2 separate regions of the Mus musculus genome follow, and region 1 is linked to region 2. Evidence: chromatin loops called from intact Hi-C (ENCODE). Cell type or tissue: heart. All regions are shown on one strand. Links, peaks and the distances in the headings refer to the core of each region. The heading gives the core; the rest is flanking DNA. Region 1 holds the start of Tctex1d2 (Tctex1 domain containing 2). Region 2 holds the start of Ubxn7 (UBX domain protein 7).

Region 1 (2,911 bases), core at 149-2,648, 87 kb after region 2:
AACAAAAAAACAAAGAGAACTGGCTGGTCTCAGACTTCAAAATCTGCCTGCCCCTGCCTACATGGTGCTGGAGTTAAAAGCATGTGCTACCATGCCCGGCTTGCCGCCCCCTCCCCGCCCCCCAACCCCCAGGCTGGGCGGTGATGGCATACGCTTTTAATCCCAACACTTGGGAGGCAGAGGCAGGCAGATTTCTGAGTTCGAGGCCAGCCTGGTCTATAGAGTGAGTTCCAGGACAGCCAGGGCTACACAGAGAAACCCTGTCTCAAAAAAACAAAAAACAGGCTGGTGAGATGGCTCAGTGGGTAAGAGCACCCTACTGCTCTCCCGAAGGTCCGGAGTTCAAATCCCAGCAACCACATGGTGGCTCACAACCATCTGTAACAAGATCTGACTCCCTCTTCTGGACAGCTACGGTGTACTTTCATATAATAAATAAATAAATCTTTAAAAAAACAAAAAACAAAAAGAGAAGAGCCAGAGACATCTGAAATAGTCGAGAGTACAGAGGGAAAGAAGTAGACTTAGAACATAGACAGGAGACTGGATGTGGTCAAGGCTATCTTTCAGGAAAGCCAGCATGTGTTTTGATACCTTCACATAAGCCTGAGTAGGCTTATGTCCCTTCTACCAGAGGTAAGGGAATTGGTCTCACAATTTCCTGAGCAATGCGGGCTTTTATCTCACAGCTAGAAATACTCTACTCCACTTTGAGCTTATATCTGGATATTTGGGCTATCTTTTGTAGTTTAGAGTTTCCTTTGAACCTCACAAGGGGGTAGAGATGGAAAGCATGTTAAGAATATATTGTATAACAAAAATGTAAAATAAAAACAAGCAAACAAAAATGTGTGCTGGGTCTGTTTGGTGGCCAACACCTGTAATCTCAGCATTTAGAAGCCAGAGGCAAGTGGCTCTCTGGGCGTTTGAAACCAGTATGGTCTACAGAGTCAGTTCCAAGACAGTCAAGAGGATTTAGAGAAACCCTGTCTGGAAACAAAGCAAAATTACATATAAATTCTACTTGTTTCCTACTTTTAACTCACAAGTTGTCCAAACCCAGAAGGGACGGTGTGCAGTTGTGACCCAGTAGCGTTCTAGTTCCAGCACCCATAGAACTTGGCACCGATAACTCTGTTATCCCAAACCTGGGGAGATGGAGGCAGGAATTAGAGGCCAGTCTGAGCTATTTGCATCCTGTCTCAAAAAAATAGGAAGAAAAAAAAAAGGAAGTTAGGTCTGGTTTGGTCTGCCTCTCAGTGGCAAGTGGTCGGTTGCCTAACTTCTCTTAAAAAGTCCTGGTCTCGGTTTGGTACTCATTTCCCAGCGGGCTCACGGCCTCCAGCCAGTGCGCAGGCGCAGCGGTGGTCACCACACGTCACGTGTGAGACCCGTTGCCCTAGCGACCTGTGCCGGGATCTTCGGAGCCGCAACCGACCACACTTCCTTCTAGAGATCTGTTGGACCAGACGCAGGGATATGGCTGTGTCCTTCCGCGGCCTGTCCTTATCGGCTCACTCCGAGGGCTTGAGTGAGGTCGACAAGAACTCAGGGGAGCCTGAGAACACCTACATTCTGAGGCCCATTTTCCAGCAAAGGCGCGTAGCAGACAGGGCACGGAGGGCGATGTGGGGATGGGGCCGGGGCTTTTGGATGCGTGAGCTTCCCTAAGGAGACACGGAGAGGGGCCGGGCTGGGGAAGGGATTGGGCGGGTTTATGCATTCCGACGTAGTGATTTCTCCATCACGGAATTCTGCAGTCTGACTAGCAGGTCTTACCGGGAGCCTAAACTGGCGCTGTGGAAGTGGTTGACTTCTTGGAGGCTTTAGGGGGTGCGCACGCGGGACAGGAAAAATAGAAGCTGGAAACAAGCGGCTTACAAGCTGTACTCCTATGGTTACTGTGTGCATACCTGTGCCAGGAAGGATATGCTTACTTCTGGCACCCGACTTGTGTCTTTACAAAGCCCTTTTCATATAGCGTCGATCGCCACCTTAGGTTGCTAGAAGAGGGCGGTCAGTTCAGACTATAGGACATATACATCACTAACTTCATCTTACAAAAGAAAAAAAAAGGTTCGTGTGCTTGTGGGTGTGGCTGAGTGTTTGGGTGTATGCATGCTACTTAGGATCAAGGGATAACTTTGGGGAATTGGTTCTGTTCTGTTCTTGAACTATGTGGATCCTGGAGATTGAACCCAGGTATCAGGTTTGGGTACAAGGCCCTTTACCAGCTAGCCATCTCACTGCGCCCAAGAGAGGATTTTTTTGTCCCCAGGGTATGCAACTGGTTGGTGAAGGGCTGTAGAGATAGCTCAGTCTGTCACTGCTTGCTCTGAAAGCATGAAGACCTGAGTTCAATTCCTGCACCCCTGTAAAAAGTCGTCGTACACTGTAATCCCGGTGATGGGAATTTGGTCCCAGTAATAGAGAAACAAGACTCTAGGACTCCCTGGCTAGCCATCCTGGCTTCATCTGCAAATCCCAGTGAGATACCCTGTCTCAAAATCATGGTGGAGGGCTGGAGATATTTCTCAGTGGTTAACAGCACTGACTACTCCTCCAGAGGCCTGCGGTTGAGTTCCCAGCACCCACATGAAGATCAGATGCTGTCTTCTGGCCTCTGTGGGCAGAGGTTGCATGTGGTACTTAGTCACACATGCAAACAAAATACCCATAGACATAAAATAAGTAAATCCTTAAAAAAAAAACAACCCAACAACAAACAAGGTAGGGGAGAGTGGCTATATTTCCATAGCAGCTTCACGAAGCCGTTTTCACATGAATATAGAAAAATGCATGTTTTGTTACCTCAGTAAATGTTCTAAATATATAGAATGGTATTGAGCTGTATTTCTCTGTACACAGTGAAGAATGATGTTAGTAACAAACATGCCAGTGATCCTATGAG
Region 2 (2,911 bases), core at 206-2,705:
CATTGCTGTTAACCACTGAAAAAACAGGGCAGGAACCTGGAGGCAGGAGCTGAGGTAGAGGCCATGGAGGGGTGCTGTTAACTGGTTTGCTTCCCATGGTGTGCTAGCCTGCTTGCTTATAAAAGCAGGGACCACCAGTCCAGGCATGGCACCGCCCATAGGCGGGCCCACTTTCACTGGTCACTCACTGAGAAAATACAGCTGGATCTCATGGAGGCTTTTCCTCCCCTGAGGCTCCTTTTTCTCTCACGACTCTAGCTTGTGTCAAGTTGACACACCAGCAATGCAATAAGTATTTAGAATTGTGCAAGTTACACACTATTACCTTATTTAAAAATAAAGTATGAAAACTAAGCTAAATGCCCCTTTCTTTTTTCTTTCTTTTGTTTTTTTAAAGATTTATTTATTTAAATGTAAGTACACTGTAGCTGTCTTCAGACATTCTAGAAAAGGGCATCAGACCTCATTACGGATGGTTGTGAGCCACCATGTAGTTGCTGGGATTTGAACTGAGGACCTTGGGAAGAGCAGTCAGTGCTCTCAACTGCCGAGTCATCTCATCAGCCCTCCTAATGCCCCTTTCATCATGTTTTTTTTTCGAGACAGAGTTTTTCTGTGTAGCCCTGGCTGTCCTTGTCATTCTGTAGACCAAGCTGGCCTCAAACTCAGAAATCCGCCTGCCTCAGTCTCCCAAGTGCTGGGATTAAAGGAATGTGCCACCACTGCCCGGCTCATCAAGTTCTTTTTTAGTTGTAACTATTATCGGTGTTTTCAGGACCACTTTCCAGTGTTCTCTTTATTTTATTTACTGTATCTGCATATATCTTTGTTTAAGGATAAAAAACAACTCCCCCCCCAAAAAACCTCCCGATTTAATATCTTTAGAAAGTAAGAATGAGCCTGGGGGGAGATATACTGAGACATTTGTTGAAGAAAAACAGAGCGAACAATCATTTACTAAAGTCTACTATAGACTGGTTCATTTTTTACTAAGCTATTAACTTACACTTTAGAATTTAAGAAACGTCACATAAAACCAAACAAAATACCTACTTTATGTGAAACCCTGAGCGTTTCATCAAGAGTTTGGTATTTCAGGTCTGAAGATTCTTTGGGATGTTGGGATTCAATGCGGTACTTAGGAGGATATCTCCGGAATTCAGAGAAGGCACCAAATGTTTCAAAGAATAGCTACCAGCCAGCAGCACAGGCTTCAAACCAAAGCGGCGGCTCGCGGAGAGTACGCCTGCGCAAAACGCGCACAGACAGGGAGAGGGCGGAGCTTCGGGCCTGCCAGTGCGCCTGCGCACAGCACGCCGCGGAGTGGGGGAGGGAGCCCCGTGTGTGTCTGTGTTGTTGTTCCGCGGCGGCGGCGGCGGCGGTAAGATGGCTGCCCACGGGGGCTCCGCGGCGTCGTCGGCGCTGAAGGGGTTAATCCAGCAGTTCACCGCCATCACCGGTAAGAGACGCGGTTACGGGAAGGTGAAGAGTCGGCTACGGGGAGGCTGTCGGGGCTGTCCCGGGCTTCGCCTCACCTTGGTGCATTCCTCACTCGGGCTCTCCCCTCAGCTCCTGCCCTCTCCTGAGGCACAGGCGACGACGGCGGCGGCGGCCGGGGTCTGCGGTTCAGGCGGGAGGCAGGTTTCCCCCGCCCCCACCCCGCGCGTGCCCCTCAGTCCCTGGATTCGGTCTCCCCTTATTCCCAGACAGGCCCCCCACGCCCCCAGCCGGTCCAGTACAGGGGATGGGCCGAGCCCGCGGTGCCAGGGGCCCGGGACCTGCGGGCCGGAGGAGTAGGGGGCCGCACCCGGGCCACCGCCCTCTTCCTCCCTCATCACCTCCTCTCGGTATCGTGCTGCCCGCGGACCAGGCGGTGCAGTCCGTTCCCCCCATGCCATCCTCTCTTCCCGGCCAGGTCATCGTCCCTGTCCCTCGGCCCCGGCCTACCCTTCCCCTCGCTGGGCCCCCCCGGAGCCTTGGCGGTGGCCCTGCCGTGTGAGGGCCGTCTCGCTTTAACGGTGAGGCGGGTGGGTTCTGCTGCGCCTTCACACATCCCGGGGGACTTGCCGCCGGGAACAAGGGGTGCGGAGGGGCACCTTAGGGACCGAGGGTTTCACATAGGAATAGGGGGGGGGGGAACCCTGAGCTTAGTGTGTGTGTGAGGCCTAAAGTAATCCTGGGTGGCCTTTCCCACCTCCTCATAATAAAACCAAACATCGAGACGATGGCGCCCGAGTCTTTGCTGATAAAATGGGGATGGCGGCAGAAACTTCTTGCAGAGAAATCTGTTTCTAGGTGTCAGTATCCGTGAAACCTTAGGCCTAGGTTTCTCTTTCCCTTCGGACCCCGACGAAGGGCAAACGCAGGTTCTCTTACCCGCCGGGAGGAAAGACTTTAAGCCATTCTGTGAATGCGCTATGTCTTGTTTCTCTCCGATGGTGCTGAACTTTTTTTGCATGAGTTATTAGAGGGCGGAGCAAATGATGAAGTTCTCTGTGGAGTGATTTGAGAGAACAGTACTCCATGTGCCTGAGTGTGATTTTGCTGTTCTAGTTTGTCATTTTGAAAAGAGGTCAGAAAGTTAGTTCCCCCTCTCAACAGGACTATCCTTTCTTTGATAATAATTTGTTTGATGCGGAGAATATTTCTAGTTTGTGTTCTTTTTTTCTAGTTTGTGTTCTTGAGTCTGACGTGTAAGATCTTTATTTTAACCAATACATGCTATTTGCAGTTTTATAATTGAAGCTAGTTTTATTTTTTGTTCGGCAACGATAATTAAGTGGCTGATGCGTTGTTTTCTGTCTTGTCACATGAAATATGTCAAAGCTGGTAAAACAAGATTTGTAATAAAATTGAGGTGAAAAGTAAGATAACTGAAATGTTGTTAAGCTTTGTGGTGGGGTTATTTTAT

What was found. Peaks named below come from ENCODE experiments on the same cell type or tissue, not always from the same donor. Only the 100,000 strongest peaks of a DNase experiment are listed, where the experiment ranks them.
Region 1: a loop joins it to region 2, with 2.0 times the contacts of the local background. A loop is called at or near these places in 2 of 42 quality-filtered maps.

Annotation. Positions count from the first base shown.
Region 1 is chr16:32,418,330-32,421,240 of GRCm38, forward strand. It overlaps Tctex1d2 (Tctex1 domain containing 2), which reads left to right and starts at 1,373. Exons shown (of 5, transcript NM_025329.4): 1 at 1,373-1,598. The coding sequence starts at 1,480. In heart, for the core only: no CTCF peak of the experiment used is centred there; a DNase peak (open chromatin) is centred at 1,392; H3K4me3 peaks cover 1,722 bases; H3K27ac peaks cover 1,337 bases.
Region 2 is chr16:32,330,902-32,333,812 of GRCm38, forward strand. It overlaps Ubxn7 (UBX domain protein 7), which reads left to right and starts at 1,351. Exons shown (of 11, transcript NM_177633.4): 1 at 1,351-1,459. The coding sequence starts at 1,387. In heart, for the core only: no CTCF peak of the experiment used is centred there; DNase peaks (open chromatin) are centred at 1,310 and 1,900; H3K4me3 peaks cover 2,292 bases; H3K27ac peaks cover 2,241 bases.